2 separate regions of the Homo sapiens genome follow, and region 1 is linked to region 2. A link is a contact called in ENCODE Hi-C or POLR2A ChIA-PET data. All regions are on one chromosome and are shown on one strand. The core of a region is the stretch at or near the end of the contact, and the rest is flanking DNA. Distances in the headings are between cores, read along the strand shown. Region 1 holds the start of TSPAN2 (tetraspanin 2). Region 2 holds the start of NGF (nerve growth factor).

Region 1 (6,242 bases), core at 195-2,694, 250 kb after region 2:
TGATACAATAATACTAACCCTTATGCAGTACTTAATCTGTGCCAGGCACTGTTCTAGGCACTTCACAAATACTAACTCATTTATCTTCACAACTCTATGAGGGGAGTACTATTACCTCCATGTTGCACGTGGGGACACTCGGGGCCAATGACAGTTTGGCACATTGGTCAGCCGACTGAAAGCTGTGATTTGGCTCCTGCCTTCCTGACTCACTCTGCCCCCACCAGGCTTCACTCGGGCTAACTGCGGTTCTCAGAACTCCCTTGGAGGCCTTGTTCTCTCCAGCTCTGTGCTTTTGCGCATGCTGTCTTCCTGGACTGATCTTTTCCGCCTGGGCTCCGTCTTCTAGACCAGATCAGGCCCCTCTCCTTAGCAATGCCTTTTCTGGTTAAGGCAGTCAGGCCAGGCACACCTGTCTAGCACCCAGCCCTTCTCTCCTCACCCTATTTGCTTACAGATCTGTCTCCAACACCAGAGACTGTGGTTCTGGGCCTGGCTGTCTCCTCATTGTTGAGTCCCTGGGGCTTGCTACTATGTCTGGCCTATAATAGGCACTCAAAGTTTTGCTGAATTTATGCATAAGCTCTCCGAATTTTGCTTTCTTGTCTCCCCCATACTGTCTGACACCACATATTGTAGACACTTAGTCAATGGAAGTGGGAGTCTGATTTTCCTGCCAACAGCCTAACTTAATAAAAACAAAGCAAAACAAAAACCGCCCCCTTCCCCTTTCTCCCATCTCCACATCATAATTAAGATCCCGAAAATTTGGGATCCTTCCAAGCCCTCCGATCAGTGGAACCCGGCAGGACATGAGAAGTCAGACTCCCTCCACTGGCCGGCTGGGTTGAGGGCAGCCCACAGGACTCAGGGCGCCGCCTCCCGCACCCTCTCTCAGTTCTTGCCTATTAAGGTAAGAGTCCCCCGAGGAGGGGGGAGGGGCCGGAGGGAGGGTCCCCTAGAAGCTGCTTGTGTGCTTGCTCCGCGCCGCGGAGCCGCAGCCCTGGACACTCAGTCAGGTGCCCCGCGACTGGTCCTGCCAGCTTCGGGGCAACCTCCGACCCCACTTAGCTCTTCTACCCGAGGTCACCTTCCTAGATTTCCATAGCCACGAGACCAAGTGCTTATCCCTCAAGCATCGCCCGGGCCTCAAACCGGTCTCCGCACAGGGCGCTGATTAAATGGGTCCCCAGTCCCCGGTGGGCGCTCCCGCCCTGCAGGTGCTCCGATAGCCGGCGGCGGTGCGCCCACTGGAGGGAAGGAAGGTGGTCCCTGGGTCCGGGAGAAGAGCGAACGTGCTCCCTCGGGCTGCTCGATCTCCACCCGCTGGCGCCCCCACCCGTCGCCAGCCACGCCGCTTGGGGTCCACGCGCCCCTCCCCGCCGGGCCCCGCCCCGCCCCCCGGAGGCCCCGCCCCGGTCCTCCCCGCTCCGCCCCCTCCCCGCCGGAGCCTGCCGCTCCCCGCGCTCGTAGCGCGGGCCTGGGGACTGGGGATCCCGCCGCCGGGCCGCAGCATGGGGCGCTTCCGCGGGGGCCTGCGGTGCATCAAGTACCTGCTGCTTGGCTTCAACCTGCTCTTCTGGGTGAGACCAGGAGCCGGGAGGGCCGGTCAGGGCAGGGGGCCGGGTGGCGGGCGCGGGGCCGGGGTCCCCGAGCTGCTGACTGCGGCGTCCGAGTCGCGCTCGTGGGGAGGGCTGGGTGCTCAAACGCGGAGGCGAGGAGAAGGCAAACAAAGAGGGAGGGGAGGGATGGAAGGGAGAGAACGGGAAGACAGAAGGTTGATCAATGAGAAATGGTGAGAAGGGGAGAGACACCGTGTGGCTCTTTCCTGGAAGGAACCCCCACCTGCCTTGGTTTTTATCTCCCAGCTAGTGACCCCAGGTGCGGGGACCCAGCCTCTCCTCACCTCCGGAGGACTTGGGTCCCTGTTCCCCTCCAGTCTCCCGTGCACACACCCCCTTTTCACTCTGCCTACCAGCTGGAACCAGGGCCTGGCCAGGGTGATGGGAGAGAAACCCCTGCCCTGGGGCTGCCTGGGGTGGTGCTCCATTCGAGTGTGTGGACACTGTACCTGGCTGTGATGGTTTTGTTTAGGAAATTGGAGATAGGAGTGAAAATTGTGGTGGGGGGGCGTCGTCCTTTTTCTGGGCATCAGGGTAAGAGTACCCCTGGGTGAGAGGAGGTGGTGGGTTCTCTTCTGAGAAGGGGATGGGGAATGGAAGGGCTTCTAAAGGGCAGCAGCAGCTCTCCACAACCCCCAGCCGCAGCCTCTGCTAAATACTAATTCTCCCAGAGATGATCTCATTCAACTTTGCAGGGTTTGATTGAACTGACAGCGTTCCCAGGATTCATGGTTCACAGAGAGATAGGATCTTGACCCTTGTCTCCTATATTATCGAGACAGGGATACAGCTAGACCAGACCTACATCCCTGGATACCCTGTCCCAGGGCCTGCAGGACTGTGAGACAAGGTCTGAAAATTGTCTTTTCTGCACATTTCCTCTTGGGCTTTCTTAAGAGAATGTCAGCCAGTGTAACTGCTCAGCTAGACCCTGAGGGGAAACATTGGATAAAGAGGTTTGAGAGCAGCCAGGGCCTGGGTGCTTTGAAACTACCAGGTTGGAGGAGGTGGCTGTCCTATCTGCTCTGGGGGACGTTGTCTTCCCATGATTGCAACTAATTAATTATTGAATGATGGGCTCCTCTTTTGTCTGTCAATCCATTAGCCCAGATGCCTGGGTGACTTCAGCAACTCCAAGCTCTTCAGTATCCTTCAGCAGTGGAAGGTGTGAAGGAGGTACCTCCTCGACATCCCCTGAACTTTAAAGAGACACATGGCCTTTGTACACGTGGGGATTTACATCAAGCATACTATAGGGAGAGGCGTTTCTGAAGACCCTTTATGTTGTATTTTTTAGGAATCTGGCTTAATTTCAGAAGCTGTTAATTATAGATGTCACGCCACAGTGACAACCTTCATTCTCACTGCTTATGAATTCAAAGCCTTATGAAGTTTTAAGCCTGAGGAGGAATTCTTAAGCTGGGTTCAGTGCTTATTTAGTGGCTGATATTGTACCAGCCTTTCCAGTGATAGCTGGAAGGATTCATTGAATGTTTTCAATGTGTCAGGGACAGTGCTAAGCATATTACTTTCATTATTACACATAATCCTCACAAGAGTCCTGATATACATATACTATTATTATCCCCATTTTTTACAGATGAGGAAACAGGCTCAAATTGGTTAAGTCACCTAAGATCACACAGCTAGTGAGTGGCAGGGATGGTATTCAAACTCAGCCTACCTTCTCTTTTTTTTTTTTTTTTTTTGAGACGGAGTCTCACTCTGTAGCCCAGGCTGGAGTGCAGTGGCCCGATCTCCACTCACTGCAAGCTCCACCTCCCAGATGCACGCCATTCTCCTGCCTCAGCCGCCCAAATAGCTGGGACTACAAGCACCCTCCGCCACGTCTGGCTAGTTTTTTTGTATTTTTAGTACAGACGGGATTTTACCGTGTTAGCCAGGATGGTCTCCATCTTCTGACCTCATGATCTGCCTGCCTCAGCCTCCCAAAGTGCTGAGATTACAGGCGTGAGCCACCGCGCCTGGCCGCCTACCTTCTCTTAAGCACTGTGGTACATTCAATTAACCAGTGGTTCTCAAAAGTGGTTCCTGGGCCAGCAGCATCAGCATATCCTGGGAATTTGTCAGAAATACAAATTCTCAGGCCGGGCACAGTGGCTCATGCCTGTAATCCCAGCACTTTAGGAGGCCAAGGCAGGCGGATCACCTGAGGTCAGGAGTTCGAGACCAGCCTGGCCAACATGATGAAACCTCATCTCTACTAAAGTACAAAAATTAGCCGGGCATGGTGGTGGGTGCCTGTAATCCCAGCTACTTGGGAGGCTGAAGCAGAAGAATCTCTTGAACCCGGGAGGCAGAGGTTGCAGTGAGCTGAGATGGTGCCACATTGCACTCCAGCCTGGGCAACAAGAGCGAAACTCCATCTCAAAAACAAACAAACAAACAAACAAAATTCTCAGCTCATCCCAGACTTGCTGAATCAGAAACTCTGGGGGTAGGATCCAGCAATCTAATTTAACAAGCCATTCACATAATTCTGATCCATGCTCAAATTTGAGACCCATTCTGTTAAACAATGATTAAACAAATAATAATTTATAAATATAAACACAGTTCCCTAAGCTGCTCATCTCATTGAGGAAACGAGACCAGTGGATATGGAACAACACAAAAATAAGACAGTGTGGAATCAAGTGACAAGTTTCACACTGTTGACCGTAAGCACAGTAAGGAAAGGAAGTAGGAGCAGTGCAGTTTTAAGTGCTTGAATGTGTTAACCAGTGAGGTTAGATCCGACCTTCTCTATATGTGATCTAAGTAAGGAGTTTAGAGAAAGGATCACAGTCATGATGAGGAGCCAGAAAAGTTCTCCTTAAGAAGGAGCTATTCGAGCTAAACCTGGAAGGACTGGTAGAATGGAGCTGGGCAAAGCGAGGGGGTGACGCACCATCCACCAGCAGAGGAGCAGAGCAAGGGGGAGTGTGCGCCACCATCTGACTGTCGAAGCCATCAGGCTGGAGTGCAGAGATCCCAAGCAGGGCGTGCCTGCACAAACAGGGTGTACTTGAGCAAGTTATTGTTACTTCTAGGCTTGTTTTCTCATCTGTGCTATTGGAGTAACAGAAATATTGAGAGGATTAAGAGGGAATATATAAAGTATGTGACCTCAACTTCCTATGAGCCTAGGACATAGTAAATGCTCAAAAATATTAATTATTATTTTTGTTATCGGCACATAGGAAGCATTCAATAAATGTTAGCTCTCTTTCTCCTGATTCCTTTCTTGGTGGGGAATAGTATATAAGTTTGCCAAGTGACTTGCCATTTGTCTTCATTTGAGGATAACTACACCTTATCTTGTCAATTTGTACTTGTGGATTTTCCCCACTAGAACTTAAAACACTCTGAGAGCAGGAATTTTGTTTTTTCTGTTTTGCTCATAGCTGTATCCCCAGTGCTAGAATAGTGCCTAGCATATAGAAGGCATGCAGTAGGACATGAAGGACCTTCCTCTCCCCCAGTTTCATGGGGGGTGGGGGTGGAGGCAGCAACTAGAGCGAAGAGGCAACTGAAACAGGCACCTCATGACTTAAGGGAAAGTGTGGGATAAAGTATCTAGATATCTGCCTTCACTGTAACTGAGGGAACCTGATTCCAGAAAAGCCCCACTCAAGTTTCTAAAGTTGTTTTTTTGTGGTTGGAGGGCTTCGTGGGAAGTTTGGGAAAGGGGTGGGGGATAGTTTTCCTAGAAGGCCAGACTTTAGCTGTGACTGAAGTATAAATTTACACACACCCTTAGAAGCTCATGTGCCTGCCCCTCGGAGTTACGGGGTTCCTTGGGTGACAGCACTTCCTTCCAATCAGAACCTCGCCAGAAGTAAGCATAGAGGTGGGACAGGTTCTGTTTGGTGATCTGCGATTTAACAGATCAATTTGCAGCCTCCTCTGGCAGCTTGCTTTAAGTTTCCCTAGGCTGTGCTCCTGGTTTCATAAACATACAACCAGGCCCTGCCAGAGCCAGCACAGTATTCCCTGGCCCAGGGCCGCTGACTGTACTCACCACTGAATTTTTAAAAACAAAATAAAGCCTAGCCATTAACCCCACTACATTAATTTCTCTTATCGTGGTTGATGTCAAATGTGAAACCCCTCCCAACATCTGTCATGTCTAAATTCAGACCTGCGATCAGATAGCACAGCATATTCCTGTGCCTTTCATTGAAATCACCTTTTTTTTTCCTACGTTGCATAGCAATATAAATAAAACACTACACCCCCACCAAGCCGCATATGTTGGCTTAAAGGAAAACCTGGGCGCTGTTTATTCCTTGGTTTATTGTTGTATGGTCAGTGTTTTCCTATCATTGTGCTGCACTAGCTGCTCAGCGTTACTGACCCACAGGAAGCAGAGCTGTTCATTGTTGAAAAGCAGATTCCATATATGGCAAGTCTGAAGTTGCCCTCCTTTCCTTCTCACCATTATTAATACAGCTTTGGGTTTTCACTTGGGGATGCCTAACAGGTACATTTAAGAAAGACAGTGTCTTGCAGGCTTGGGAGTCAAAGAAGTTTGACTCACATGAATCTCATAGAGGTCACCTTCCACTCTTTCCCAAACTTATTTCAAACAGTAACTTCAGAGCAATCACCTGTCAG
Region 2 (6,611 bases), core at 2,155-4,654:
TGGAGGAACTGGAGATCTCAGCGAGAAACAGCAAAAGCCAGGAACAGGCCACAGGAGTAGGCAGGGATAGCCCAGAGGAGAAGGGGGCACCCCTGGCCCTCTCTGCACCCTTGCCTACTTTAGCTCCTTTACCAGCTTTTTCCTGTAGACTGAATTGGTCAGTTTTTCTCCCAGCCTCTTTCAGGGAGTGTAGTAAAAGGAAGGCTTGCTTAGAAGTCAAAAAGCCGGACACTGGCCACGTGTATTTGGCTGAGCCTTTGTCCTTCCTGAGCCCTTGTTTCTTCATCCATAAATAAGGTGGCTGGATTGATCATTTCTGTGATTCTGTGAACATGTCATCTCACTAAGCATTATGAAACATTTCCTCTTCTGAAGTTCTTCTTCACTCTGATTAGAAGGAAGAGGAAAAAAAAGTCTTTAAACGGAAGCTATCACTTCCTCCAGCAATTGGGACAATATTTCTGTGTTTCACATGAAGAACTAGCAGATCCAGTGATTCCATCCTTGCTGGCAGATCTCTGCTGAGCCTGCTGGTGTTTTAAATAGCACATGCACTTTGTCCTGGCCTCCTGGAATGAAGCAAGGGAGAAGCCAGGGGTTTGTGCTAGCTGACTGTTGCTGTTGATGAGGCACTCAATGGCTGCAGCCTTCTAGATCTTCAGAAATAACAACAATTACTGTACACGCCACAATCTCTCCTCCAAGTCAGCAAATGCATCAGCTGCTGGTTATTTTGATACCCTGGATAAAAGGCTCTTTCGAGAAAATCTAGTACAGAAAAACATTCTTATCCTCTGCTTGTCTGCACCATTCCTCTGGCCGCTGCCCTCTCAGCTGTTTTTCATTCCTATGAATGTAGCTGGTCCAGGCCCAGAAGTCCTTCTCTCAATGACCCAAGAGAAGGACATTTCTGTTTGAACCTTCTTGAAAGTGGAAGAGGCAGGGGAAAAGGCACCTGGCTGTGGTCTCTGTGCCAAAGGCAGGCTGATCTGGAACCTGCTGGAAACCAATCCAGTGTTGGTGGGTTGTCTGACAGTCACAAATGACTCTGACCGTTGTTGGATTCAACAAGTATTAACTGAGCACCTACTATAGGCCAGGTCCTATGCTAGGACCTAGGGAAACTGTGATAAACATGGCCAGGGACTAATAATCAAGCCCCCACTAGAACATAAGCTCTCTGAGAGCCGGTACCACTGCCAGCACACAGTGCCTGGCATATGGTAGGCTCTCAATCAATAATCTTTGGAGTATTTTTGTGTTTGTTGTTTACATGTTCTTATTTACTCAAGATCCTTGAAGTCCAGGGACAGAAATAGAGGTAGTTAGGGGCAGAAAGGAGCTCTTATTAAATCAACATGTGCAAGAAGAATATGACCAACAATTTAGGGGGTGAGGATGGAGCATATAAGCAAACTTATAATCTGCTTACATCACTTAAAGTTTCCCCCTTACATACCACATGGAAAAGAACCACAAGTGTCCCAAATCCTTTTGTCCTTCTGAATGATGCCACAAGAACACATACAAATGCTCTGCATTCAACAACCAAATTCTCTGTTATTCTAAAAGTTTAATTTCATACCCAAATTCTCAGGCAGCTATTATGTAAGGCTTGGGGCTAGTGCTTTCCAAACAAGTTTATACATGACATGATTGATGGATGAATTCATCCTGTTATCTGGAAATTCTTTTGTTTAATTGACGATGATAAATTTCCTAATGGATCACCTCGACTATGATACTACTTTTGTAGAAAGGGCCATTCACAGTGTTCCCTGGCCTCTTGCCCTCACTTCCAAAGTGTGTTCATACACCAGCCTGTATCTGAACAAGTCAGAAGTGGACAAGCCTAAGGCTGGGAAACAACAAGGTCACACCAAAGCTAAGGCTGACTTCCAATTCCAGGGCTTTTTGCCTATTTCATCCTTCTCAGAGCATGTGTAAATGGAATGAACTTTCTTATGGGAGCAAACGTGAAAATAGAAAGAAGTAAGACCTCAAGACTAATCTGAATCAAGGGAGTTGGAAATGCCTAGTCAGGGCTTCATCTTGCTCAAGTGCCATCCATTAAGGGTAAATGACCACCCCCAGACTTAGGACAGGAATCATCTGCTTCACTAAATCCCAGTTCCCTGGAGGGTGCCCTTCTGCTAAGTTGCACTGGCTGGTGTTACCAGCAATAGGGAGATTCTGTGCCCCACCTTCCCTCCCTGTTACTCTCCTCACACCTACTTCTCCTCTGTGGCATCCATACAGGGTAGGGGTCCAACCCACCTTTGCTATAGGAAGAAGCGAAGGCACAGACAAGCTCAACACGGGAGGGAGTGGGGCTGTAAATTTCCAAAGAGCTACGAATCCCCTGGAATGCTACAATTAATGATGCACATTTGGTGACAAATTTGACTTCAGGGGTATTTCTCCCTTGCTCATTTTATGCTGGGGTGGGAACAGCCCTGGCAGAGGGGCAGGGGAAAGTCAGGCAAGCTCTCCTGTCAGGCTGAATCGAGGGAACTCAAGAAATTTTGAAGGGTCAGGAAGAATTTGTGTGGGGCCTGGAGTGTGGAGAGGGGGGCATGGGGGCCTAGGGTTTGCTGGCTATATCAGTCTGGGGTCACAGACCCCTTGCAAAACTGATGAAAGCTGCGGACCTTCAGCTCAGAAAAGAATATTAGCATTGCACACAGTCGCGCAAATCAGCCTACAGTTTCAGAGGGGCCAAGGACTCCGGGAAGTTCCTGGAACCCAGGGCCTTAAGTTAAGGTCCCGGCTCTAGCTCCTGACTCCTGAAGTCCTCTGCCCCTTGTCCCCATGCTGGACTTGCCGGGCCTGGGGGCCTTCTAGCTGGTTCTGCAGCCGCCTTCCCTTGTCAGAGGAGCTTGGGCACCTGCCCCTCGCGGAGCTCCCCCTGGGTGCTCACCTATCCTGGGATAAGGAAAGGCGCCCCGAAGAAAAGGAGCAGCCGATGCCTGGGGCACCGAGGGCGACGCCGGGCAGACCAGGGAGGCACTGGCGAAGGGCAACGCGCGGGGGCAGGGCGGAGAGGTGAGGGAAGCTGCGAGCAACTCCGCCCAGCCCCAGCCAGTCGGCCCAACGACCCCTGCCGGTGCCCCAGAAACTCCCCCTCCCGGCTTTGCGCGCGCGGCCCCTCAGACCCCAGTGGGTTTCCCTTTGACCTCTGAAGGTTTAAAGTCCTTCTCTGGCTGGGTCTGGCCAGCCCTCCAGGAGCGATCCGTCTGTAGTCCCCAGGACCCCCTCCAGCCGGGCACCACAGCCCAGCCACAGCAGGTGCGGGGCTGGTGGTGGGGAGGGGAGGGATGGGGGCCAGGATTTGGAGCGTGTGACTCAGGAGTACGGGAGGAGGGGCTAAGAATTCAAGAAGCCTGTGTGAGAGCAGCTCGGCGCTCCGGCACAGCAGAGAGCGCTGGGAGCCGGAGGGGAGCGCAGCGGTGAGTCAGGCTGCCCCGAGCCGATCCCGAGAGGGGCGCAGCGCGGGCGCGGGCAGGGGTGGCTGGGCTTCGCGGGAGAGTTTGCAAGGATACCGGTCTGGCGAGCTCTCTGGTTACCCCCGAGGCTCCCGCAGGCCGAAGAGCAGCCCTGAGAAATGTCCCGAGTGGGTGTGGGGGCGCGGGACCCTCGCGGGAGGACGAGTCGGACCGAGGGAACAGCGTTAGTTCTGGTCGTGGAGTCCCTAGTCCCAGGATGGCCTGCAGTCCAGGGAGCAGCCCTGGCGCCTGCAGAAGCCCACGGCCATGCCAGGGTCTAGCTCGAGGGCTAGAAGTGGATAACGCGCAAGTGAGGGAGAGCGAATGGGCGCGGAGAGGGATGCGCCGGCAGCTGGCGCGCCAGGGCGGGAGGAGTGGCGGCCAGCACCGCGGGGGGAGCGCAGAGCGCGCTGGCTGAGGTGAGCGCCGAGTAGGGAAAGTGCTGCGCGGCCCCCAGGTAGGGGGAGGAGCGGAACGGGGCGCGCTAGACCTGGGGCAGTTCCCTCAGCGCGTCTCGGAAGGGCTGGGAGTCGTGACTGAGGGCCCCGGGGGTTAACGCAGGAAGTCTGCGAGCCAACGCCGGGGTCCGTCCGGCGTACCGGGGCCCTCCACGGAGCCGCGTTGGACAACCTCAGGTAGAGGTCGCCAAGGTTCAGCCCTGCCACTTGGGTCACACGCTTCATCTCCAGCTGTCTGCTGCCAGGTGTGGGAGAAGCGGGCGTGGAAGGTTAGGGCGGGGAGCGCCTTGAGTTCAGGCGAGGAGGATCTAGGGGAGGGAGAGAGGACTCAGGGGTCAGGGAGCTGCAACTTTGAGCCAGCAGAAACAAGCAGCTTAGCTCCCTCTAATTACAAACCTCCTTCTAAAAAAAAAAAAAAAAAAAAAAAAAAAAAAAAAAAAAACAAAAACAAAACAAAAAAAATTTCGAGATTCTTAAGGAAGGTGTTTCGTGCTTGAACTTTTTCTTCTCTTGTGATTTGAGAGATTAAAAAAGAGCCTGCTTGCTAGGCTGGTTTTTCCAAGTTGTTCCAGGTTGGAAGTTGTAACAGTTCGAAGGATAATTTATGAGTGTTTCATGCATTAAAGTGTATTACAGCAAAGCCTTTTGGGTGCTGTGGGTATTAAGGAAAACTTAGTGCACGTTCCCAGCTGGAAACCAAAATAGTGCTCTCCTGGGTGCCTCTGCCCCATCTGTCATCCAAGGCCAATGGAAATCCTGTAGAAAAGTCACTTGATTAATTGTTCTGGCTCCATCCTCTGGGCACACCCACTGCCAGTGCCAGTCCCCTCCTCCCCAATCCATGCACAGCCAGCTGCACTCTGCAAATGCAGAAATGACAGTGGAGACCCCATCAGTAACTTCTCTCCAGGGTCCTCAAACTCTTGAAGCCGTCAGTTAAGTCTGCTGGAAGGGAATCTTTCCCCTTCTCGAGGCAGTGCAGAAGGGCAGCAGCCATTGGCCCCTGCCAGCCCTTCTTATCCTGTGTTTACAGTTTCCTCCTGAATGTCTGAAACTTTCTCCCTCTGCAGAGTCACAGAAGAAAGAAGAAAGGCTGTATCAAACCTGATGGGTCTCTTTTGTTGAATAAGTCATACGTCAACCTGAGCAACCCAAATGTCAATTCATGATGGGCAGTGTTTCCAGAGGGTCAGAGGAGACAGGCGGGTCTGGGGGCTGAGACTGGCCTAGCTGGAATTGACTCACACAGAAAGTGAACATTCCTCTTGTTGAAGGGGGATAGGGTTAATGCCACATGTTGCCAAACTCCTACCCCACTCTTTCCCCAACATCTTTATGCAGGTGAAGGGAAAAAGGAAGCACCAAAAATGGGAAGCCAAGATCACTGGGGCATGAGAACACTAATTTGACAGAAGTATAGGAGCACCTCAGAGGATTTTAGAACCAGCTGCTGGCACCACTGCATTTCCAACAGCAGCCCAGGCCCACCAGAGAAATGAACTGGGCCCACTCAGGGCAGTCATCCCGGTATTGGTGACTCTTTCCCTACTTTTAACCTGTACCAAGGAATGAGGTTCTTGCCTTCTCCTATTGCCCACCCCACAACTCTCCTGCCCCAAGGGCCAGTGGGAGCAAGGAATGAGGCTTCACACTCTCATTCTCTTTCAGGGAGAAATCTGTGCCTTGGACAAGAAGGGGGCCCTGGTTGCCGACATCAGCAGGGAGAGTAGGGTAGGGCAGGGCAGGGCTGGAGCCCGAGGGAAGTTTCTCATCATTACCGAGAATAAACTGATGAAAAAAATCACACAACTTTACTTTTTAAAGAGTGCTGAGCACTCCTGCTGCTCATTGATGGAGTGCTTTACTGCAGTACCCTGCATCAGAGCAGCAGGGAAACTACACAGAGATTCAGCCACTGCTCTTCTCTACTGGGCATGGAGTAGGGCCAAGGCCCAGATCCCCAAGCAGATGTCAGTGCCAGACCTGGGAGCAGAGGCCCAGCCATTTACCTTTTCCAAGTAAGAACTTTCACTGACTTCAGAGTCTAGAGCAAGCCTTAAGAGACCTTTGCTGGCAGCAAATTCTCTGATCTCAGGAAGCAGTGGAAGGTTTGCTGACGGCTTGCATAAAATCTCTGGATATCTGTGTGCAAACAACCCATGCTCCCAGAAAACACCTTTCTGTGACACAGAAAGAGTTCCTGTGTGTTTCTTTCACTAGCTGATCTCACAAACCATCAGCTCTCAGGCTTAGCCAGTTCTGAGAAATCACTTCTGTGGTGGACCATTTTGAGAAAACAGTGTACACTGGCATTGGGTAAATAAATGAGGATGAAAGACCCTTCCCCAATCCATTCCCATGAGACATCGCTTGATAACAGTGGGAAAATAGTTAAGATCCTAACTCCAAATAGCAGTAAGGCCAGGATGATCCTGAGGCTGATATGTGAATGGAGAAACTGAGGCTTTGGGGTCCTCGGTCTTTTATTAGGCTGTGCAGAAGCATAGAAACGTCACTATTTGAGCCGAGGAGAATAAACCTTCAGCCACAAAGTTTAGTGAAGACCAGAAGAATGAAAACATGCAATGGAGAAGACTTTCTGGTGGTTCGTGATGTTTTCATTGCTCCTCTCTGGGCTACTTTACATGCTTTTGAGGCCTCAGACTAG

What was found. A loop is a pair of places that touch in the nucleus more often than their neighbours do. ChIA-PET counts read pairs that join two places held with the same protein, here RNA polymerase II (POLR2A). Pooled maps may share reads with other maps.
Region 1: a pooled map shows a loop between it and region 2 (2.1-fold over the local background). The contact joins the promoter of TSPAN2 here to the promoter of NGF in region 2. A Hi-C loop is called at or near these places in 1 of 168 maps with a recorded cell type or tissue (ascending aorta) and 4 of 50 pooled maps. POLR2A ChIA-PET finds 5 or more read pairs at or near these places in 1 of 52 experiments (Panc1).

The regions. Positions count from the first base shown.
Region 1 is chr1:115,084,705-115,090,946 of GRCh38, reverse strand. TSPAN2 (tetraspanin 2) reads left to right here and starts at 1,444. Exons shown (of 8, transcript NM_005725.6): 1 at 1,444-1,583. The coding sequence starts at 1,515.
Region 2 is chr1:115,335,042-115,341,652 of GRCh38, reverse strand. NGF (nerve growth factor) reads left to right here and starts at 3,404. Exons shown (of 3, transcript NM_002506.3): 1 at 3,404-3,449. The region is part of intron 1 of NGF-AS1 (NGF antisense RNA 1); the gene reads right to left.